3 separate regions of the Mus musculus genome follow, and regions 2 and 3 are each linked to region 1. Evidence: chromatin loops called from intact Hi-C (ENCODE). Cell type or tissue: gastrocnemius. All regions are shown on one strand. Region 1 has its middle 4.5 kb from the start of Gm40186. Region 2 holds the start of Lhx8 (LIM homeobox protein 8). Region 3 overlaps Slc44a5 (solute carrier family 44, member 5).

Region 1 (8,000 bases):
TGAAGTCTGCCACATTTCACCACAGTAAGGTGTGTCCCTTTAGACTGTGAGCCACAAAGGACCTGCCTTCTGCATGTGCTGCATCCAGGCACCTCATCTTCCTGCCAAGAAAATAACCAGCACAGACAGCTCTCCTGACAAGACGACAAGATTCCCAGAACCAAGAATTCTAAGATATGCTTTGTGACTAATGGTGTCATGGCCTCTCTGGTTATTTTTCAGCGACCCTTTTTAAATTTTTATATTGAAATCATTTCAAAACTGAAGAAAATGGACACTCTGAGAATCTGCTTACCCCTCACTCAGGGTGATTATGTGTGCCCCTCTCCCATGGAGTCTAGATAGTATACACCCACGTGTATGATCAAGTGCCTGGACGCATCTCAGAATATACTCAAGATGTACAGAACTCTGCCTATTCTTTTTGAGGGAGGACCCATTGTGTATCCTCAGGCTATCCTTGTACTCTCTGTATAGCCTTGACTTCTGTCTTAGTCATAGTTCTCTAGTGTCACAGAGCTTATGGAATGAATACATACATACATGTGTATATGGGTGTGTGTGTGTGTATGGGTGTGTGTGTGTGTGTGTGTGTGTGTGTGTGTGTAAATGACTTATAGGCTGCAGTCCATACTAACTCAACAATGGCCAGCTGTGACTGGGAAGTCCAAGAATAAAGCACTTGCTCAGCCCCAGGAGGCTGGGTGTCTCAGCTGGGCTTCTGTAGAAGCTGGAATCCTGAAGCAGTAGGTTCCAACAGATGTGCTGGCAAGTAAGTGCAAGCAGGCAAAGAAAAACGAACCCTTCCTTCTTCCATTGTCCTTATACAGGCCTCCAGCAGAAGGTATGGCCCAGATTGAAGGTGTGCCTCCAGATCTGGATTAAAGGTGTGTGTCTATGTAAATTAAGAGAATGTGTCATCCCACCTCATGATCTGGATCAAAAGCTTGTGTCTTCCAGCCTCAGGATCTAGGTCAAAGGTGTGACTCCATTTCTGGATTGTAGTTCATTCCAGATATAATCAAGATGACAAGCTTGAATAGCCATCACAATTTCCTTATTCTCCTGTCTTTATTTTCTGGATGCTGGAATTAAGTTCGTATCATGGCACCCGGTAGTACTTGGAATTGAACAATGCCTCATGGATGCTAGGCAAGCACTCTATGTGGGGGGGATATGATCAGGAATCCCTGTGGATACCAAAATCGGCGGATGCTCCCACTCCTATATAAAATAGCATTGTATTTTCATGTGCCCATATATGTCTTCCCATAAGTGTTAAAACACATTGAGATAGCTTATAGTGCCTTATACCCTATAAATGCTTACAGAATAATAACAAGGGAAGGACTTAGTGATCAATACAGAGGCACTCTTTTCCATAGCCTACCAATGTGGATAGACAACTGTGTTTCCATTAATGATATAACTACATGGCCAAGACCCGATAAAGTCATGTTGACAACCTGCACAATAATACCACCAGTTCACAAGCCAGCAGGGCTGGGGGAAATTTAACAAGGCTCCACCCACATTAAGAGCAACAGGCAATTAATGGCTGTTAAGAGAGAACCAGTCTTCTCGAGGAAAGAAACCCCTGGTGGGTGATTCAGTGTCAAAGCATCATTTCTAAACACATGAACATACGAGCAACTCTGGCTAGACTCAGCAGGTTGTACATATGTAGCAATAATAACTAAAGAGAACATGAAGTTGAGAAGGAGTGGGTGTGAGGGCAGGGGAGGAGCTAGGGGCTGGAGATGGAAATGATGCAATACAGTACTCGTGTCTAATTCCCAGAATATAATGAAAAACGCTGGAAAGAGGGAGTTGCAAACGCCTACACTTTGGAATTTATAAACATCCTGCTTTTTTTTTTTAGATCAAAGTCCCGCCCACCTGTCTTACTATGGACTCACAATATCCAAATCAGTTATGACATGATTGCTCCTTTATTTCTTTTCCTGTTATCCCGTGACACATGCATGCATGTGTACTAAGGCGCGCACACACACATATGTTTGTCAAATGGGTTATTCTATTCAGTGATCTAAGAGTCATTGCTGTTAGCATTTATGTTAATGCTAACATTGTCCCAGGTGTAGCCCACGGAGTCCCCAGGTTGCCCCTGTGTGCTTTCCAGGTGTTCTTGTCTTGCACAAACAAGAAGATACTCCAGCCTCATTCTGTGAATCTCCAGCCCATGAGTCTGGCCCCTTTGGTATTTGTGCCTCTAGGTTCTGCACTTGTGACAGTAGGTTATTTTTATATATAATTATGACATTGTTCATCATGCGTGATAGTTATTAACAAATGATCCTATTCCAAGGCTGTACCTTGTAGCTCATCTCACCTTCAGGACACACTGGCAGGAGTGCCTTCCTCTTCTTTCTTCTCTGTGACACAGCAGTGACAAGCTCCCATTAAAGCCTTGGAGTGTTGTCCATGATAGCACTTAACGCAGCCCTTTGTTTCTCAGCTATAATGACTAACTCTCAGCCTCTCTCCAAGGCACGATGGGACTAAAACAAACTCCGTGTATGTCTTTAGAGAAAGCCAACAAGGAGAGATCAAAAATCTTAGTGAATTTCCTCATCTTAACAATAAGTTCCTGCCTGCTGGTGGTGGTATGCCTTTAATTTAAATTAAAATTATAACAGAATTCTCTCCTTTAAAATTATTTTCTCAATGGTTTATCTTTAGCTTAAAATTTCACATAGTTACAAATAAACTTAATTCTAATATTTGAAATGAGACTTCTTAGCTGGACAGTGGTGGCAAGCATCTTTAATTCTAGCACTCGAGAGACAGAAGCAGGCAGATCTTTGAGTTTGAGGCCAGCCAGCCTGGTCTACAGAGAGTTCCCGGACAGTCAGGGCGACACAGAGAAACCCTTTCTTCAAAACCAAAGCAACAGCAACAACAAAAAGGAAACAACAGGCTCCTAACGCCACCTGTTTTGTCTGTGTGTTGCTTTGGAGTGGCAGAAACTATCAATGCCTCCTACAGCAGCAAGAATGGCATGATGTCAGAGGAAAGTTTAATTAACCCGTTTTACAAAACAGAGAGCGGGCAAGAAAGGGGTGAACAGAACGTTGAGTAACTGCCTACATCGGCCACCAGGTGGCAGAGTAGCACGCACAGTCCTAGAGCGGCTTAGGAGGCGCCGGTGAAGTTCAAGAGCTTGGCTGTGCTTTATTTACAGTCCTACAATATTCCAAAGGTTTATTTTTTCAAAAGACATTATGAAACCAACTTCTATTGTATTTTTATAGTAATTATATGCAAAATGATAATATTTTAGTCATTTAGTGTTTTAATACTAAAAAGCTATTTATCAGGAATATTTGAAGCTGATACATTAAAAAAGTGAACACTAAAAACAAGTGCTTCAGTGTTTAGTCTGAGGTGTGTGTGTGTGTTTGTGTGAGTGTGTGTGTGTGTGTGTGTGTGTGTGTGTGTATGTGTACATCTGTGTGTATGTGTGTGTCTTGTGTGCTTCTTGTATGAATGTGTGTGTGTCTATGTGTATGTGTGTGTGTCTGTGTTTGTGTGTGTACTTAAAATTGTTCTGTTCACTTTCATATTTTTAAGTACATTTCACTTATTAGGTATGTAAGTAAAAATTTGTAATCCTATTTGTGCAATTTCAAAGATGAATCTGTGTGTTAATGCTTATGTATGTGTATGTGTGCATGCCTGTGTATGTATGTGTGCGCGCGCGCGTGTGTGTGTGTGTGTGTGTGTGTGTGTGTGTGCGTGCATGCAAATGCACTCATGCACTTCTAGAGAAATTACAGTTTCAATACATCTGTATTGAATCTACAAGTGTTCTGGACAGAGTAGATAATTATAGCCAAATTCATCCGGACTATATAGATTTTCGCCTTAAATTGTTTTCTTCTATGAGTACAAAGCTCCCACGTTTCATATGGGCCTTTCGATCTTTATGCTCATTATAATGCTTAACACTGAGCAAACAAAATGCTTCAATATCTACATTTAACAATCCAATCTAAAGAATGCACCGCTATCCATTCCAAATGGCCATTCTAAGTGTGTGGGTGAATATGTGGTTTTGTGGTTGCACATGTCCATATGCTGACCAGGCAAGAGGTCAGCCTCAGATGTTTTTCCTCAGGCACTGTGTACCCTGTTTTGAGATGGGGTAGCTGACTTGGCCAATAGCTCACCAGTTATTCTAGGCTGTCTGGCCAGGGGACCCCAGGGAGTCCATTGTCTCCACTTCCCTAGTGCTGGGGTTACAAAACAGGACTATGCCTGATTTTTTTACATTCTTGCTAAAGAGCAAACTCTGGCTGTGCATGCAGCCCTCACTGTTAACTCAGCGTCCTTCCAGACCCTCCAGGGAATTTCTGATATCTCCGTTTCGAGGGTCTTTGCAACACTGGTTTTCTCTGAGATTCTAAAGCTGAAGTGTCAATAGGACCCTTTCAACTCAGTAGAGCAAAGATTGTTCCAAGTACATCACAGCTAGAGTGTAAGACAACGGTTGTGGCTTGGCTGTGTGAAAGTGGAAATCAGCTAAGAGAGACTGGGAGGGGAGACTGGTTAGAAGCTCTGCCCTTCCTGTAAACATGTGCGATCAAATGTTGAGAAACCGGCGATGACTTACCTCCTTGCTACTAGCTGCTAGATGGAGCTCAAGTAAGATCTGGCTCGCCCGCATAATCTCTAGTTTACACGTCCCATTTAAAAGACAAAGGAGCAGTTTTGCTAAATATCGCATTTGTATTTTCACTTACAAACTAACAGAGGAATTTGGCAGGCGCCCCTCCGTGAACTTGGAGCGCTTACTTTCTGGCGGGGCTCCTCCTTGGGTCCTAAGCTTAACTGCTTCTGCAGACGTTTCTATATTGCACTCTGGGTAAATCAATCCTCTAAATGGGAAAAGGGGCATTCTTTCACTCAGGGGGTGAAGGATAGCTCTTCAAGTGGGGACATTTATTTCATCGGCCGTTTTCTTTCTTTCTTTCTTTCTTTCTTTCTTTCTTTCTTTCTTTCTTTCTTTCTTTCTTTCTTTCTTCCTTCCTTTCTTTCTTTCTTTCTTTCTTTCTTTCTTTCTTTCTTTCTTTCTATTACTTCTCTTTCTTTAATCTTTCCATTGTTTTAAAAAATTAAAAAGGCTTCATGTGATCCCGAGCCTCGGTTGTTGGTCAGTGGCCTGCTGCCCTGTTGACGTGAGCAATCTAAATATAGGAATGAGGGGATCGTCCACATTGGCTCTCAAGTCATGCTTTCTTTCTACGGAAAACACACGATTCAATTTAATTACATCATCTGTCATTCTCCAGGACAGGGCTTCCAACAGGGCCAAACAATCCTGAAGCCAGTTCATCTCTTTTAAAGAGGGCTAATCAGAAGGGATTTGCGATATTGAAATAACGGAGAGGCCGTTGTGATTGATTCTGAGCAATTCAGGAATGAAGAATTCTTCCCCAAAGCCCCAAATCATTGAGCCGGCTCTGTTTTAAAATAATGGAAGCGAGCCGCATCTCTTACATATCACACCGGTGCTGTCTGTGGGTTCCCCAAACGCTTGGAATGAAATGTGTTTCTATCAACAAGGATGAATGGATTACAAATGACAGCAAAATGCATAAGGCAGCTCTGTACAATTCTGAGAGCAGAAATCCTTAGTGTTAAAAGACAGAAATCTGTTCCGGGAAAATAATATTTAAAGAGAGTTTCCACACCAAAATTATTTCCATTGTTTCTTTACAACAAGAAAAGACAAACATTGCGGAGGAACTTTCCACAGCCCTGTTGACGGGAATGCCAAGTTTTGCTACTAATGTAGAAAGCAGTAATTACGTTTTTAAAAATGACAACTCTGGTAATTATACATTTAAAATATGAATCCCAATGTTTAATTAGGTCATATGACTATAATATCAGCTTGCATGAGCAGCACACCAATTTCTAGCAATTCAAAGAAATACAGGCATAAAGGCTGCTATGATTGTGACATTTAAATAGAATGAACCATAATGTACTACATTATTCTTTAAATATTTTAATGTTTACCAATGTTATTGAGTAATGAAGTTTGTCATCATGGCTTATTCTTCATAAATAATTACTCTGGTAGCAATGAGTGTACTAGAACATTCGTGTGTTCCTTCCAAATTAAACACATAGCTAGACTCAAACATACATTTGAACGTGGTTTTGTATATTTCAATATGCCTAAGTAAATAATATGTTTCTTAAATTAATTACAGCAAGTTTTATGTTAGGAAAGTAATTCTCATTTTACCCTGTATTATAAACCCGTATTTATTATTATTATTATTATCATCATCATTATTATTATTACGTTCACTTCTTCCCATTTTTCATTTATAAATTCTGCATCTCTTGGCTTTTTAGTCTTTGTCTCACTGATTACTATTTCCAAGAAGCTTAAATGCCTGTGCTTTACAAAGTTTCATTTTGTCGTAGTTTTTTAAAATTAGGTTTTCAAAGCTTGTTTTAAATTACTCTTTTTTTCTCTAAACCACACGGATATGTATCTAATAGCTTTATTTGTTGCAAACACAAGATAGCCGTTGGTCAGTTACTGAGTCTTTGCCCCCACCCTCTCTCTGCTGTGCTTGAAGAGAATTCTTTCTAAGGCTGTGCTGAGTTTTGATATCCGAAGCCCATAATATCACCTTTCTATCCCCAAATTTGCTCTTGAAGATAAAAAAAAAAATCAATTAAGCAGATTCTGCGGAATTCATTTGCACATGTTGGTGACACAAGCTTTTAAACACAAATGCTAAACACCTCCTTACATCAAAGTAATGATTTACACAGCTGAGATGCTCGGGTGCCTTTTCATTTCGTCCCTAAAAGCCGGATTTCTTAATGTGGTAACCGCTACTGGGCAATCCTGCCTTGCCTTCCTTCAGCACTCCGCCCTTAACAAAACATTGCCGGAAAATGTTTCGAATCCTCTGTTTTTGTAGCTACATCTGCTAAAAGCTACATCAGAAGCCTGAGAATCTACTGTGATAAACAAAAGAGAAGTCCTTTCTGGAAAAAAAAAAAAAAGTGAATCACTTTTGTGTCCTGAAGGATTATATATGATTATATATTATTGTATTAAATGGGGAAAGGAGAGAGAGAGAGAGAGAGAGAGAGAGAGAGAGAGAGAGAGAGAGAGAGAGAGAGAGAGAGAGAGAGAGAGAGATCCTTCTCGAAGCCACGGTGAGGTCCCTGAAGTTGACGGAGCAGTGAGTTGACCATGTCTGGCAAACCTGCCTGACCTCCCAGCAGTTAGAAATGTCTGGTGCCTGAGACTGTGGCTTTAAACAGAAAACCTGTGTTTTAACAGGAGGGGTCATTTCAGCTCGTGGTCATCAAGCATGATGCAAGAGAAGGTTGGGGACGTAGCCTTCACGGGACCTACGTTGTCACCTTTTCTAATTTTACGAATGTGAAAGAAACAGTATGCTTTCAATTTCTCCTCAGTTCAGTTTCATTAATTCTCCCCAAACATGAGCACATGGCAGGCACCCAGAGCTGGGGGCGGGCCTCGGGGTTGAGGCGCCTCCGATATATAACCTGTCTTCTAGTCTTCATATTGACTGGGCGCTTCTAGCCTGTATCGCTGTGGCCCCCTGAGCCACAGAGGAACGCTTGATTTCAAATCGCTGTGCAGCAGACGCAGCCACCAGGACAGACTTTGTGTAATAGTACAATCCCCATTCCCTTTACAATATCTTAGGTATTCTACTGCACAAGGTGTTGAAAAGTTCAGGCCTTTTCCAAGAAGTACCCTTGCTGTCATTACCTGGAAGTTATCAGTAAGAATTAGTTATTTCTTTACAAAAACTCACTTGGAGACCAAGGAACTAGGCATGGGTAATAATGCTAAAAAAAAAAAAAAAATCTACACACTATTTTCATGTTTGCACTGGGCATTTTCAAATGCACTGTAGACTCTAGAATATGAATTATGATCCTGTTTATATTGAATGGAGTGGGTAATT
Region 2 (8,000 bases), 240 kb after region 1:
CAATTAGGGAGCTCTTCGCCAAGGTGGAAGCTCTGAGTGTCAGGTAGATTCTCTTTCTCGGGTCCTAGACGAAGGCCTGGCTCGACGGGCTCCAGACCCTTTCCTGCACCCCACCCCAAGGTTTTAGCAGGGCACACTTAGTGCCTCCGAACTTGCAAGCGAGCCGCACAGCCCCGGAACAGACATAGTTTTCTTTCCTACCCCATTCAATCCTTTGAGAGAGCCAGGAAATCCAGGGTGTTGGCCGACCTCCTAGTGGGCCTTCCTCTCTGGTTTTCATTTGATGAACAGTGGCTTCTAGAAATTTCAGTCCAATAGGAAGGCACCAACAAGGCACGGCCGATTTATTTTCCCACCTACAGACAAGCAAGATAATATATATATACATTTTTACTGTGTTTCGTTCAAAATTGATCTCAATTGGCGTGCGGGGGCTAAAACTCTCATTCTGATTTTTTTTTTTTTTTTTAAGAAAAGTGCTTTGTAAATTTTACCTCAAACACTTAAATGTGGAAAGAACAGAAGGCGAACTTTTTCTCTGTCTGATCCGAGGAGCAGTGAGTTCTAGTTTGCCTGCGGGCATGGAGAAGCTAAACATTTTTTAAGCAAGTGGTATATGCAGGGTCAGAAGGTCATTAGGCCCAAGACCCCACAACTCAGCCTTGACTTTCCTAGTAAAAACTTTCACTTTCTGCTCCGCCCATCTCCAGCCCAAACCCTAAGCCAAAGCCTCGGTCGGTCGCCAGGACAGGGAACGCACTTACCACGGGGTAGCCCCTGGAGCGCGCTGGACACAGGCAATTATGCTGCTGGTGAGTTCGCAGTCCCGCCGGGCGCCGGGAGCAGGGCGGACGCCAGACCAGCCCTTTAGACTCCAGTCTGACGTCCTCCTTCTCTAAGCCCGGAAGCCTCTAAAAAAGAATCATTTCCTCCACTTATGCAGAGATAGGAGCTCTCAGATCAAGATTAGTATGTTGAAAACCTGATTGAGAGCAGCCTGATTAGGCGAGGGTGGGTGGAAAGGCGGCGTACACGACGGCGCCCCCTCCCTATGTCCCCCAAAAGCTCTAGCGCGCTGGGCTCTCCAGATGACCGGCACAGACCATTCTCGCTAGCAGGCAAAGGGAACTTCAGAGTTACGTTGCAATACTTAGCACAAAAGACTGTAAGTAATTCTCCAAGCTAGACTCTAGTTTTAGTTCCTCATCCAGGGAGTCGGTCCAACGCCCGACCTGCTGGAGCCAGCATTCCGCACCAGTCTCTCTCTCTCTCTCTCTCTCTCTCTCTCTCTCTCTCTCTCTCTCTCTCTCTCTCTCTCATCTCTGATCAGAATCGTATGGAAAATACTTTATTATGTGGATTCCCTCACCCACTCCTGATTTTCGCTTTTGACGAAAATCAGCAGCAGAAGCCACAGAAGCAGCAGCAGCAACAACAACCACTATTTAGCTTTTCGGGCAGTCGGTCCAAACCTCCACCGTTCTATGCTTTACCAGAATACAGTCGATTCTTAAATCTCAGGTCCCTCATACTCCACGCTAAATTTAATGGAGATCTCCTGATGGGCATCGGCCAGAGGGTGCTAATATGAAAGTGTATGTAATGGCTGAAAAGGAGAGCCGAGATGGCGTATGTTCAAACGTCCTCTGTGTTTAAGGAGGAAAGGGGCAATCAAAGAAAACCTTTAATCCCTGCCCACCCCAATGCTCATTTTGTCCAGAGAAAGTGTGGTCAGCATTAGTTGCTGCTGGCCCCTCCACTACCCCTGATGGCTGGTCTGGGTTCTTCTTCTCCCGCTAAAATAAGACAAGGGAGTAAGATTGCTCTTCCTTGTGTTTCACTACATATATTTCTGTCTAACTAAGGTAACAAAAGCATGGTTTTGTTATAAGGCTTGAGAAACTGACTCCAGGATGTTCTTATATCACTTAAATTCCAAACGTTTCTCTTTTGCTTATCTAAAGGGACAAATAAATAAAAGTAATTAAAAAATAACTTCTTACAAAATTTTTCTTCTATAAACAAAGTGAGACCTCATAAACAAACAAACAAAAAACCTCACACTTTCCAATTCAGATAAAAATTATCTCTACCCTACTCACATTCAAACGTTCACACTTAAGCACGGGAATGTGGAGTGCGCAGCAGTCTATCTATGGCATACCGTTTGTCTAGAATTAAAGAAAATAAAAAAATCGTAACATACTTTCGTTTTTCTTGTATCCTTGATTTCAAATCTAGTCGCGAATCAAATCTAGTCCTTCGTTTGTCCCTTCATTATCTTAACGGGAAAACCTTTCGAAAATGTAGAGAGAACCATTGGTGCGCATTTAGGGAGACCTAAGACTTGGGAATCCAGAAGACCTCCGCTTTCCCTCCGTGAGCCGCTGAAAGAGCTGTAACCCGAATCTTTGTTTAGGTTTTGGCTGGGGAGCGAGAATTTAAAGACAACTCAGAGGCAGAAAGCTTATTCTTAAAAAGAAAAAAAAAAGGCAAGTTAACGGACATCCGCAATTCCCCCCCACCTTTAACACTGAACTCAGAGTAAGTTGTCTGGTGCAGATAAAGATCTTAACATGTAGAGAAGGCGGGTTTTTCATAAGGAGGTGAGGCTGTCCCTTCAGGAAAAGACTTTTCCCCCACACCCCCTCCTCTCTGCGAGGTTCCACCCTCTGGAAAACACAACTTTCCCTCTTTTCCTGGAGGGACAGGCCTTAGTGTGGCTGAGAGAGGAAGAACAGTGGGTCAGAGAGTGGTTACGGTCACTGTGGCCTTTTTGGAACAAGACACACTGGTGGCATCGCTGTTCTGCCTGTTAGCTTTCCTTGGCCTTTGGGGGCGGAGGAGGGGACACTGCGGACACCCACAGCCTCTGACCCTCTGGAGCTGGTATGTGACGAGCAGCGCCTGCGGGGCCATGTATTGGAAGAGCGATCAGATGTTTGTGTGTAAGCTGGAGGGAAAGGAAGTGCCGGAGCTGGCGGTTCCCCGCGAGAAGGTAAGCGAGCCTACACCGGGCGGGATCTGTTGAATAGGAGTTTCCTTGAGAGAAGAGAGTTGTCCGGCCCCTAAACCAGGCTGGGAAACTACCTGTCACTGCCTCGTCTCCAGACCTGACAATTTTTTTTATTACGTAGTAGCGTTAGGTAGTAATCACTCCGTCCCCTCCCCACGGGCTCACTTAACCTAAGGCATGGACACTCTAATTTGGGAGACGAAACCTGGAGCCTAAGACGCTCACGGGGCAACGTGAGTCCTGCTTGTATTCTACGTGACGGGCTGTTCGCGGCAGTCTGGGGCAGGGGCCGGGGGTCTAGGTGTTTGTCTCAGGGCACCAGATACCAATGGCTGCGCTCTGCTGAACGCTGGCTCTTGCCACGGATAAGGTGAATGTGGGGCTTGAGACCCGGCGGCGACAGACCTGGGGACTTGAGTCTTCCAGGGCCCGCCCGCTCTTAGAAAGGGACAAAAGAACGATTTCGTTGGAAATACCAAAAGGGCAAATTTCGCAGTACGAGGCGAGCCTAACGGGGAGACCTGGCAAGCTGTCACCTACTCCGGAGGCAAGACCCGTGGGTGCTCGCATTTTATGGTGGAACTCGGTTCCTAAACTGTTGGAGAGCAGGGCCGGGGTGGGGGTATCGGCTGGACATGGGCAGAGTAGTGCTGGCTTCGTGTTTGTCTGACGGTTGCGGGTAGCGTTTCTGTCTGGATGCTTTCTGTCCACGAAGACGCGCCCGGGAGCAGCTGCGCCGGGGCTACCCAGGCGTGCGGCCGCTGGCTCACCTGGAGCTTTCGGAAGACAGAGGAAAAGGAGACAAAGGGACGCAAAAGCGAGGGGTGTGGGCTGCTGGAATCCGCGGACCCACTCGCCCTAAACTAGACTTCTCAGAGAGATTGCATTCGTTTATAGAACAAAACTGAAAGTGCAGCCAGGGATTGGGGACACTTGAGCGACGCGTCCGCGTGCTCTAAAATATTCTGACCCGCATTGGGTGAGTTTTTTTTTTTTTTTAATGGAACAAATTAAATTCAGCTGGATATTTCCATTATTCGGCCCGCTTTTGCACTGGTTAAAACTAATCCTTTAGTAGCTAAAATGTTGACTTACTGAGCACTAAGTGGCAATTCACACCTTAAAGAAACCAGTGTAAATCGCTTACGGTTCTAATTGCTTCAAGTTTACCAAAGAGCTGCTGGCTCCGTTTAATCTGAAGCATTTTCATTCAAATTGTCGGAACAAACACCAGGCTTCTTAAATCCCACTGTAATTAGCTTTCAAGTATCCGATTAAACCTCTTCACCTTTTGGGCTATCCTATTCAAAAAGCCCCCCCTTTAAAAAATATATGTGTGTCTTGCTCTTTTAATTGAGGTTATTAAAGAAATCAAGTTTCTCTCCCCACCCCCTCCTCAGTCATCTTTTCTTCTCTCTCACTCCACCTCCCCCCGCCCCGTGCCCCCTTTAGCCGGGTGTTCCCCGCTCCCGGGTGATTGACGTCTAGAAAGCAATCGCTTTGTGCACCGAGGCCGGTTATTAGCTGGGTACCCCCGGTGGGGGGCGGGGGCCGGCGCGCCGGGGTGAGCGCGGGGCTCGAGCCGGGAGCAGCGGCCGCGCAGTCCTCGAGTCGCCCGCTGGCGGCGGCGGCCCAGGGAGGCTGCGCGCTGGCCGGCCAGCTGCGCCCGGGCTCAGGTGCCGGCGCTCGCACGCGCCGCCCTCGTGCGCGCCCTTCAAGAGCGCGGTGGGGCCCGGGCTGCGGGGCGCCGCGTGCTCGCCGCGGGCTCCTGACCGCTGTCTCCCTCCCTGCCTTCCCGCTCTCGCGGCGCAGTGCCCCGGGCTCATGTCGGAGGAGTGCGGGCGGCCTGCAGCCCTGGCGGCCGGGAGGACCCGCAAAGGCGCTGGGGAAGAAGGACTGGTGAGTGGGGCGGCGACCCGAGTGGGGACCCCCAGCTCCCTGGGCGGGGCGGGGCGCGGGGCTCCAGGGGTCCTGCTGGTCTGGGAACCCCACAGTGCGGATGGGGAAGGCTGGGGACGGAGGACAGTCCTTGGGCTGCCCCGTGGGGAGGTGGGACGTGAAAGGCCAGTGCTCGGCTGTTCCTGCAGGTGAATCCCGAGGGAGCCGGGGACGAGGACTCCTGCTCCTCCTCGGCCCCGCTTTCCCCGTCGTCCTCGCCCCAGTCCATGGCCTCGGGCTCCGTGTGCCCGCCAGGCAAGTGTGTGTGCAGCAGCTGCGGCCTGGAGATTGTGGACAAATACCTCCTCAAGGTAGGATGGTGGGCCAGGCGAGCCCCGACGGAGTCAGTGTGAAGGTCGGGGGGGAAGTGCCCCACTTCGTGTCAACCTCTCAGCATATTAGTCCACCACTCTTAAGGCCCACAGCGAGAAGTATGATATGGAACCATAGGATTTTCCTTATTGTGAAAGTCTAGGGATAGGGTCTACAGTGTAAATGAGGGTTCCCCCACACACACCCCAAGAGTGTGCGGAGGACTCGGTCACCAGCAGCAAAAGAAGGACTTGAGGAACTACCACCCATTCTGGTATAGGCTTTTGTTTGTTTTCCAAGTCTAGACTTTTACTTACTTAAAAATCCCGTACTCTGCAAACTGGTCCCTCCTCTCCAATACACCCGTGCTGCTGTCTTACAGAGACTAACTAGTCCCAGTTCCGTGTGTTATTCCCTCTCGCAGCGGCTCCTTCTGTAACTAAAAACACTGTAAAGTGCCTTTAAAGATGTTTAGTTTTGAACTGTTACTGGCATCGTGGTCATAGGTTTATTTACCGGTACCTGGAACCTTCCCAAAGCAAAAGTTTATATAAAGCTTTAGAAGCCATTTCGGTACCTCCTAGATCTTGCTAAGCACAGTGATGTTATGTCCTACCAGGGTTTGGGGGGGGGGGTACCCAGTCTAGCTGTAAAGTTAGGTGTACATATAAACCCCTCAGCTGAAGTGTTTCACGGGGTGGTTTCAGAGTTGACTGTCTTAATTTGGTTTAACTTTCTCAGAATATTTCACTCGGGGTGGGAGGTTTTGGAGTTGAGGTTCTGGCAGGCTGCAGTTACCCGTGTCATGTCAGGCAGGATCTTGGTCCCCTGTGTCTTAATCTGAACACATTGGATTTCCAACTTCAATAGCTTTTAAAAAACCACTATGTAAAACAATTCTTTCCAATATACGAAATTAGTTGCAAACCAGTTCACTTTCTGTCCCCCTCCTTGAGCTTCAGTTTTCAGAAGGATTAATTACAGAGAATAAAAGATCAAAACGTGAATTAGTGGGTTTCTTTAACTTAATGTCAACATTCAAAGGCTGCTTTCTTGGGTGGACCGTGAATATTACTTCCTGGAGCCCAGATAAAACACGGAAAGAGGCTTGAGTGAAAACATTTTCTAATGTTTTTATTTGATTCTTGAAGCTCGGAAAATTAACCTGGCTTTCTCTTTAAATCTGCATTCTTAAAATCCCATTTCCCATTTCGCTTCGTCCACAAAACCATGCACTGAGTCAACACAGCTTCTTGTTTGAAACAAGGCTCTCAGTGACTACCAGAATCTGGAGCAGTGTTTCTGGACCCGACTTAAGACAATTTCAACATTTCACAGCAGAGATGTGGAAGATAACTACACAGTAAAATTAAAATATTGTCTGAATTCTGCCTCAGACACTAGCATTGGCCTTGCATAATTTTATACATTGTTCATGCTTGTCTTCATATTATATAAAAATTGTGTGTCTATGTGGTGCTGTGAAGTTTTCTTTTGTAATTGGACAGGAGTCTACCTAGGAAAGTTTTCTACACACAATCACATTCTACTAGGATTTATAAGTTAACTGAAAATTTTCCACCATACAATCACTTAAGCACTCGGAATTCTCAGCACGCCTACCCCAAGCTGAAGGGCTAGCTCCTTAATCTTACGTTTGAATCTAAACTTCTCACTGGTAACAAATATTTGATCCAGTATAGATGTAGCTTTTGAGGTTATGAAAAAAAAATACCAGCCTGTGGAGCAGCCACACAGTGTCAGACAAAAGAGTCAGCTGTGGTTGTTGCCCTCTACAGTCCTGTCCTAACCTAGCCCGGTGTGGAGCCATATTGGATTAATGCTAGTTCAGCAAAGGGTTCCAGAACCTTCCCAGAGTTCCCCCCACCCACCCTCCTGATTCCCTGGCAAGGACTGGGAATGTTAAGCAGCTCTCTTCTCTTTTTCAAAAGAAACCTTGAGGAAAGGTGTCAAGCCAGGCCTGGGGTCTGGTGTTTGTAGAGCTAGAGACTCCAGCCTCTGTTTTAAAGCCTTGTTTTAGAAAACAAAACAAAAGCCTGGTGTGATTGAAAGAAGGCCTCCAGTGGTGGATGTTCCAGATGCTTGGACTGGATACAACTTAGGGGAAAATGTGAGGAAGATACATCTCTGCTTCCAGGAAGTATTCTGTTTGGTTAATGTCTTTTTATTCTATTTTAATCCAAGTAACTATTTTTCTATAGTGAACAGATAGTTCTTTTGAAGAAAGACCCAAACTTAAATTTTCATCAGAAATTAAACATTGCTTAGGGAAGAGGTTCATAAGTAGCTAGAAATCACAGTGTTTCCTTCAGAGTATCATTTGTAACTTCCTTCAGTCAGTAAAACACCCTGGCTGCTAGCGTGAAAGCACAAACCTACGTAGTCCCTGTCTGCTGATCAACACACGTCAGGATCCACACTGCAGGCCAGCACAGCTGGACACACGTCTCCACTGGGGGACTGAACTGCAGTGTTTAGGGGGGCAGCATCCACCTCAGGTAACCTCAGTGGTCATTTGTTTTGTTCCCATGTCAAAGTCTAGAGTGCCCTACTTTATTAAATGCCACTGTCTCACTACTTGAAGTACAAGTAAACATATTTCCTGGGTGCATTTAAAACCACCTATAATCTGCTATCTTCCTATCTCCAGAGGCTCCATCATTCCTTGGGCTAGCAACATCCTCCTCCTGGGCACTTTGCTTTCTGTAGCTGT
Region 3 (8,000 bases), 300 kb after region 1:
CAACACAACAGCCCACATTTTCTCTGTAGAGACGACGCCATGGTAGAAGACATCCCCAGATTCTCTGCTGCCTTGAGTAACTTTTCTTCTAAGCAACTGGGAAGTCATCAGTGAACAGGGAGATGCTTCACTCTGGCCTGGCAAATTGTAAGAAGACCTTTTTACCTGTGGCTTTATCCAGATACTCATATTGGATGGCATAACTAACTCTGAGTGAGGGGGTTTGAATTTGTCTTAATGGGACTGGTGTTCCCCGAGTGATGTCATTGAGCTTCCCCAGCAACTCAGCTGGAGCCTGAGAGAAACGTCTGCAATCCCCATTTTGGCTCCAAGATTAAAAACATATATGAGAAATAATTTTTGAAGAAATAATTTATTCCTGATATATTTTTATATATAATTCTTTTCCGAATTAAATCAAGTTAATGAAAATTAGATTATAAGACAGAAATCTGTGGATTTCAGTGCCTCTGAGATATTGATCATACATTTTAATTAATGGCTTATTACACTGTATTATTGTAACCCTATAACCGTATTTTAAAAGTACAAACATGCACGAGTAATATTTGCAAGCAACTGGGAAAGAGGTTAAGGTACACCACAGACTGCAGTAATGACTTTCATTCAATTGTGTCCCCATATCTTATTCCAAGCAAGACTGATCTATAAAGCATGTCCCTCAATCCAGAACCAGATAATAATGGAGATAAATACTCTGCCTGGTTAGAATTTAAGAGCAATTTCCTGAGGCTCCATTATAAGAGCAAAAGAATACACATTGGAACGGTGTTGGCTGGCCATACACTAAAGAGGGTAAGGATCATTGTACAGCGCCCTTTTTCTAATACCAGTTTAAATGCATTGTGTTATCCCAGGTGATTCTAGAACCTTCCATGATGTGGTTTTACTATATTAGTAAACTTTTTAAAAGTTAATTTAGATTTTACTTATTCACTTTACATTCTGTTCGATGCCGGCTCCTAGTCACCCCTCCCACAACTCTTCACCTATATTCCCTCCCTCCCCTTCTCCTCTAAGCAGGTGGGAGTCCCCTGGGTATCCCCTCCTCCAACCCCTGCCCAGGCACTTCAAGTCTCTGTAAGGCTAGCCACTTCCTTTCCCACTGAGGCCAGACAAGGCAGCCCAGCCAGTAGAACATAGCCTATATACAGGTAACAGCTCTTAGGAAGGATAGCCCCCCTCTCCAGTTGTTCAGGACCCACATATGACCAAGCTGCACATCTGCTACATATGTACAGGGAGGTCTAGGTCTAGCCTGTGTATGCACCAATCCCTGACACTATCAATGATATTCTGTTGTGCTTGCAAACAGGAGTCCAGCATGTCTGTCCTCTGAGAGGCCTTACTCACGAGCTGACTCAGACAGAGGCTGACACCCGAGGCAAAACAGTGGACAGAGCTTGGGAATTCTTATGGAAGAACAAGAGGAAGGATTCCAGCCCCTACAGTGATAGGAAGACCAACAGAGTCAACTAATCTGGACCCTTGGTGTCTTACTTTGGGTTTTACTGCTGTGAACAGACAGCATGACCAAGACAACTCTTATAAAGGACATTTAATTGGGGCTGGCTTACAGGTTCAGAGGTTCAGTCTTTATCAAGGTGAGAACATGGCAGCATCCAGGCAGACATGGTGCAGGAGAAGCTGAGAGACCTACATCTTCATCTGAAGGCTGCTAGCAGAATACTGACTTCTAGGCAGCTAGAATAAGAGACTCATAACCAACACCCACAGTGACACACCTACTCCAACAGGGCCACACCTTCTATTCCTGCCACTCCCTGGGCCAAGCATATACAAACCATCATACCTGGTAAACTCTTTAAGTTTTTTGACAGATAGAAAAGCCAAATCAGTTGCAGATCAATCTCATACAATTTATTTGCAAATATCAATGCTTTATCAAAAGTAGGCATTACTAGTACTGAGCCCAAACTTAGACTTCTTCTGAAAACACAGCATATGTTTCTATTTCAAATTTTAAAAATCACCACCTATATCAACAAATATCTTACAAGATTTATAACACTTTAAGATTGTTAGAAAAGGTAGGAATAGTGTTTTGAATTATCTTTGGAAGAAATGCATTATATTTTAAAAGAAAATTAACTGTGAAGATTTACCACATAATTCAACCCATAAAACCATGCTGTTCCAACTTAGAATAGAGCAGCACTAGGTACATTTAATCTTGCTTCAGAAAACGACTGTGAGTCGTTTTGAACAACCTTTTGTTGTTCTTTACATTTATCCTCTCCTTGGAAATGATCATTTCTCCTTGTGAAACTCAATGAGACAGTGAGCAGACGGTAGGCTAGGTCATTGCTCGGTGCTCACATCCTCCCAATCCATTGCTCGGTGCTCACACCCTCCCAATACATTGCTCGGTGCTCACACCCCTCCCAATACATTGCTCGGTGCTCACACCCCTCCCAATACATTGCTCGGTGCTCACACCCCTCCCAATCCATTGCTCGGTGCTCACACCCCTCCCAATCCATCTTTTATTCATCTGTCTTGGACTTAGTTACTTATGTAATTGTATTCGGTTTCACTCAACAGTATATGGTGACAGAAAAGTTTAAAATAAATCTAGATATTGAAGATCTTGATCCTTGGTACAGAGAAGGTACTGTTGATATGTGATGGGTCTGAAACCAAAGCTGGGCAGGGTGTGTGTGTGTGTGTGTGTGTGTGTGTGTGTGTGTGTGTGTGACTAAAGTCACAGACAAGAACCAGGCAGGATGGTGCTTGTTTATAATCCTAGCACTGGGGAGGCAGAGACAGAAAGATCTGTGAGGCTCACTGGCCTGGAAACCCAGCCTAATCTGTAAATAGAAGATGAATGAATGGCCTTGTTCTAAATCTTCACAAACACTTTTAAAAATAAATAAATAATAATAATAATAATAATAATAATAATAACAATAATACTAATAATGAAACACTTCCAAACAACCAAAACAAAACAAAATAACCCAATATGAATGGTGCCTGAGAAAGAGTGACATGCAAGCTTCCCACACAAATGTGCATGTACACACACATGCACACACACGCGCACACACACACACGGAGAGAGAGAGAAAGAAAGAAAGAGAGCGTGCTCTTAAAGAAATCAAAGTTCAGCCCTTTTATTTGTCTCTTATGGAAATCTTTATTAGAAGAAGCCAAATATACAATAAGTACCAACAAATTTTATTAAATATCAACCATTTTATCTATCAAAGGTATTTAGACCCTATGCTTTCAGTGTTCCTGCATAGCAGAGACACACTAACTACACAACCCACACCACCATGGGCTCAGCAGAGCCCAAACCACCAGGCGTGGCGTGGGGTGGGGGTAGGGGGTGGTGAGCCCACACTGCAAGGCGCCAGTGGGAGCTTTTTGGTATAAAGGTATCTAAAGTGAGTTTTCAACAAACCATCAATAAACAACAGTAGGTATTGTTGATTGACTCTCACTGATCCCCTTCTCGGGTGACTTGCTGAGTTGGTGAACTGAGTCAAGTTCTCCTAAAACTTAGCAATCCTCATAAAATTATTCAAAACTGAATTAAAAACCGTTCCAGTTTCTATTGGCACAATAAAAAACTGACAGGTAAACAGGTTGTTTCGTATAAAAGTTAGTGGAACTGACAATCCATAACAGGATAGAAGAGCCACAGGTAATGGGGCTTTCCAGCCCAGCACACAGCTTCCCCTCAGAGGGAAAGTTGCCCTGTGAAACTCCCACAGGCTTCCCCTTCAGGTATGGGTGAGACACCAGACGTGTGCATGCCGACCCATATTTCAAAGGAACCGCTATAGAAAAGATTATACTTTAAAACTTCTTTTAGTAAAAACAAAGACAAATCCAACACATGTTCGTTCAGGCTGCTTTGCGTGTTGCGTGTTGCGTGTGGCACCCATTTGTGAATATCCACTAGGCACAAGGGGAATTGTTTGTATCACACAGTGTACTCCTTTGATGAGGAGGATATCAAAGGTAGTGTCATGGCTAGTGGAGTCCAGTCAGTGAGCAAGACAAAACAAAACAAAGCCAAACAAAACATCAAAAACAAAACAAAAATAACAAAACAAAAGAAGCATGAGACTTGTCATCACTCAGCATTGCAGGGTTTAAAGTTTAATTTCTTTCAAACGAGGTCTGTCCACTTGCTCACAAGATCCGGGAAGTACTGACCAGCCAGGAAGGCACTGAGAGAATTGAGTGGTAAGGGCTGAAGGACTGACTGGCAGCTCTCACAGGATGCAAAGACCAAAGCGGGTGGTCCGCTTAACCCGTTGACTGTCAAACAGGAGGCGGGGAAGGGCCTTAAAAAACATTTATCTTGCTTTAATTACCAATTTTCCCTACAGAAGTCTTTTAGTTGTCGTCTTTAAAAATACACTAGGAGCTATCAATTTAGATCATGTATCCTTCATGGAGTTACTATTAAAAAGATTATGAATGTATTCAATATTTTTTTCAAAACATCCAAGTCACTCTCTGTAAAAATGATAATAATAATAATAATAATAATAATAATAATAATAAATTACAAAACGAAAGATCTTAGTATAAAAATGTTGCATGTAATTAACAATCCCCTTGTGACTTCTGATGGCTTCACAGGCTACAGTGTGGGGCTTTGGTATAAGATGCAAAAGCAAGCCAGCAAGGCGGGGATACGAACGTCCCCAACCAAAGCACTACGGGAAGGTGTGTTGGACGGATACAGTGTGGGAGGCGACACAGGCAGCAGGATATCCAGCTGGCTCTCCTACTGCTTCTTGATCTTGCCCTGCTCCAGCAAAATGTTCATTAGAGCCGGAGTCACGAAATAGGGTCTTGAAGGAGAGCCTTCGTTTCTTTCTAGGTCTTCCACTAGGAGGGAGGAGGGCAAAGTCAATAGAGCAGCGAAGCGGTGGGAGGAGCAACATCGCCACCTGCTGCCCACCCGCTGCACAGCAACGCCAAACATCGCTCCTTTAGACAGCATCAGCGTTCATTGTAAACAGCTATGAGAAAACAATCAGCCCTTATTATTACATCGATAAGATATCATTTCATTCTGTGTCCCAGGTCAGTTCTGGCGACAGTTCAAGCATTTCCATAGAATGACTTAAGAAATAACATTTACTCCCCATCCAAATTCACTTTCTAAATTACAGCATCTATTTCCAAATTGCCTTTGTTTGGCCAATGGCAATTTAGATTGTAAAGCCTCGGCAAAGAGACCTTTGTGTGTGATCTCAAATCCTTCCATAAACAGTTCTGGAAATATTGCTCTGTGTTTCAAAAAACTTTAATTGCTGTGTAAGAAAAATGGCTTCTAAAATTCTTCTCAAAAACAACATTCATTCTTACTGTATGCATTTTAATTATAGAAGTAACAAACGGAGACTATTTTTCTGAGTGGGAGTATACTATAACACAGCAAACCAGACAGATAATTTCTTATATCTGATCTATAGCCAACTTCACAACTTTTGCATGTATCTGAATCAACTAGAGGGTCTTATCATGGTCCAGAGAGTGGTCCACATCCTAACACAAGCTCGTGAGTTAGGTAGACCCTGCAGCTAGCTACAGGCTCACTATATGTCACCATTGCCATAGATTTTTATTGAGGTCCTTGCATGGCTGTAAATAAAATACTATTAAAATGCAAGAAAAATAGATAAGTGATTGCTTTTCTCTGTTATCAAGGAAAAAGAAAATGACAGGTGACATTTGGGACTAATAATCTCAATAAAGCAAGCCAAGAAGAAGCTAGTGACTCCTGTGGACCAATACTTCGAAAACCTTCTGGAATTACTGGTTCTATGTAGGAAGATGCCATACCACCATTCTAAATCTAGGTTCGCACACTTCAGGGTAAGAAAATTAGCATTTATATCAACTTATAACACAAGGATATATTTCAGACTCTCAAATGCGTGGGCTATATTGATGGCCACACATTGCACTAATAATATATAGACAATCTGACGTGAGTTTAGTGTCAAAACCAAAAGGGCACCGGCTAACCCTGTGCTCTGTGGAGGGCCTCTTTATACTTGGCCCAATTCTACACACAGGGAAAAGCATGCAACGCGTGCGAATCCAATTCCCACTTTTCTGCACCGTGTGAGATTTAGGCATGGCCACAACAAACCAGCTTCCATTCTAAGCCCTGGGGCTGTGGTGATGCAAGAACTCTTGATCTGAAACATGCATAGCCCCAGGAAGCACCAGAAGCGATACCTGATTGATAGGAGGCCACTGCTCTGAACCTGATAGGAGGCCACTGCTCTGAACCTTCATCCGATTTCCTCCCTCACTAAAAGTCGAACTTCGACCTTGTGCCTGGGCGTGCCCATGCAAAGGAGAATCCACGGGCCTTCTGCATGACTGTGTGAGGAAGCTCAGGGGAGGCGAGAGGTGAGGGAGGCAGCCATTTCTGCTCTGTTCAGATATTCTCAGGTGGCCAGAGCTTCACAGTAATGGAGAGGTTATCCCCAAACTCCGACTTCAACCAAGCATGAGTCTCATTTCGATAAAACAGAGATGAGGCTCCAGGCTCGGTCCACCTGCAGCAGGTTTAGTGCTGAGCCCACAGGACCTGCCCTTCTACAGCTTGTCACGGACTAACTCACCCACTTGAAATATGCTTTCTAGGAAACCAGGAACACAAGTTGAATCACAGTTTTAGAAAGTTGTTCACCGGCTTCAACAGTAACTATAACCATAGCAGCATATTTACAAATTCAGTACCATATGCTGGTCAACTACAACTCAATATTTTTTATGGCTAATTGATCACACATTTATAGTGTTGTAAAAAAAACTGCCTGAATACCCTTTACAAACATACACTTATAAAAAAAAAAAAAAGAAAGGCTAGCAAAGTTATAAAAGTTATTAAAACATTGTCGGCTACAGGTGTTTGCACTTGGGACCGCAGTCTGCAAAGTCAATGAGGCCACTATCAAATGCCTGGTCCCTCAGATGGTACCAAGTGCCAGCAGAAATACTGCTCTAAAGCAACATTTTCATATTGCCGTCAACCTAATTCACAAAGCTCCTGTGTGGAGCTTCTCTACTCTATCTCTGGGGACCCGGACGCTTCTTGGTCAGGATGCTGTGCAGGCTGGGTGTTACAAAGTAAGGTTTCTCTGCAGATCCATCGTTCCTCTCCAGGTCTTCACCTGCATATCGGTGGCCAAGGTGGGGCCATGGCAGGGAGACGCCGCACAACAAGGACCCAGGATTTTACAAAGTGGAGAGTCGAACAGGGAGAAACCAGAAAAATCAGTGTTAGCGTGTCAAATATAAGGCGAACATGCGATGCTGGTGATGGAGAAGGTGGGAACCGGTCTCTGCCTGGGAGAAAGGCCCACCCCACCCCACCCCCACCACACACACACACCTCACACTGAATGAGCCGTAGGACCTTAGTTTCCAAAGCCACCGCATTGAAGCTCTTTCTGGGGGCTTCTCATCTCTATGACTATTCATTTTGGAAAGTAACAAATTGCCCCATATCACTAACTCCATGAAAAAAAAAAGTAGAACAAAGATTTCATTCCATATTTCAAGCCTTTCAGATCTTCAGGTAAGGTCTTGCTCCTAGCCCAGCCTGGCCTTGGATCTGCTGTCTTCTCATTTTGCCCTTCCCAGCACTAGGGTCAAAGGTTAAACTCTTTTACCTATTTACTTACATATCTATGGGTGGGACATGCTTGTGTGTGTGTGTGCGTGTGCGTGCACACATGCACATGGAAATCAGAGGCCAAACTTAGGCATCATTCCCCAGGAGCCGTTTGCCCACCTTGCCTTTTGAGGTGAGGTTGTTCGTGGGCCTGAGTGTGAGCTTGCCAGTTACGCCAACAGGCTGCCCAGTGAGGGCTGGGAGCTACCTTTCTGCCTCCCAGTGCTGGGATTTTAAGCATGCCCTGCTTTTTACACTGGTTATGGAGACTGAACACAGACCTTCCTGCTTATGT

The links. A loop is a pair of places that touch in the nucleus more often than their neighbours do. Peaks named below come from ENCODE experiments on the same cell type or tissue, not always from the same donor. Only the 100,000 strongest peaks of a DNase experiment are listed, where the experiment ranks them.
Region 2: it touches region 1 in a loop (4-fold over the local background); 14 of 42 quality-filtered maps call a loop at or near these places.
Region 3: it touches region 1 in a loop (18-fold over the local background); 35 of 42 quality-filtered maps call a loop at or near these places.

What each region holds. Positions count from the first base shown.
Region 1 is chr3:154,567,640-154,575,639 of GRCm38, reverse strand. No RefSeq gene overlaps it. Among named protein-coding and RNA genes, the nearest start is that of Gm40186, 4.5 kb to the right of the region's middle. In gastrocnemius, a CTCF peak has its summit at 3,119 (motif pointing right); DNase peaks (open chromatin) are centred at 3,122 and 4,250; H3K4me3 peaks cover 1,117 bases.
Region 2 is chr3:154,325,270-154,333,269 of GRCm38, reverse strand. It overlaps Lhx8 (LIM homeobox protein 8), which reads left to right and starts at 2,710. Exons shown (of 9, transcript NM_010713.2): 1 at 2,710-2,998; 2 at 4,829-4,915; 3 at 5,104-5,265. The coding sequence starts at 2,918. AI606473 (expressed sequence AI606473) reads right to left here and starts at 2,449. Exons shown (of 3, transcript NR_040387.1): 1 at 2,207-2,449; 2 at 765-911; 3 at 1-356. In gastrocnemius, no CTCF peak of the experiment used is centred here; DNase peaks (open chromatin) are centred at 3,377, 3,686, 4,566, 4,952 and 2 more places; H3K4me3 peaks cover 4,074 bases.
Region 3 is chr3:154,266,879-154,274,878 of GRCm38, reverse strand. Slc44a5 (solute carrier family 44, member 5) reads right to left here. Exons shown (of 22, transcript NM_001081263.1): 22 at 3,157-4,896. The coding sequence ends at 4,793. Among named protein-coding and RNA genes, the nearest start is that of Lhx8, 60 kb to the left of the region's middle. In gastrocnemius, no CTCF peak of the experiment used is centred here; a DNase peak (open chromatin) is centred at 4,957; H3K4me3 peaks cover 236 bases.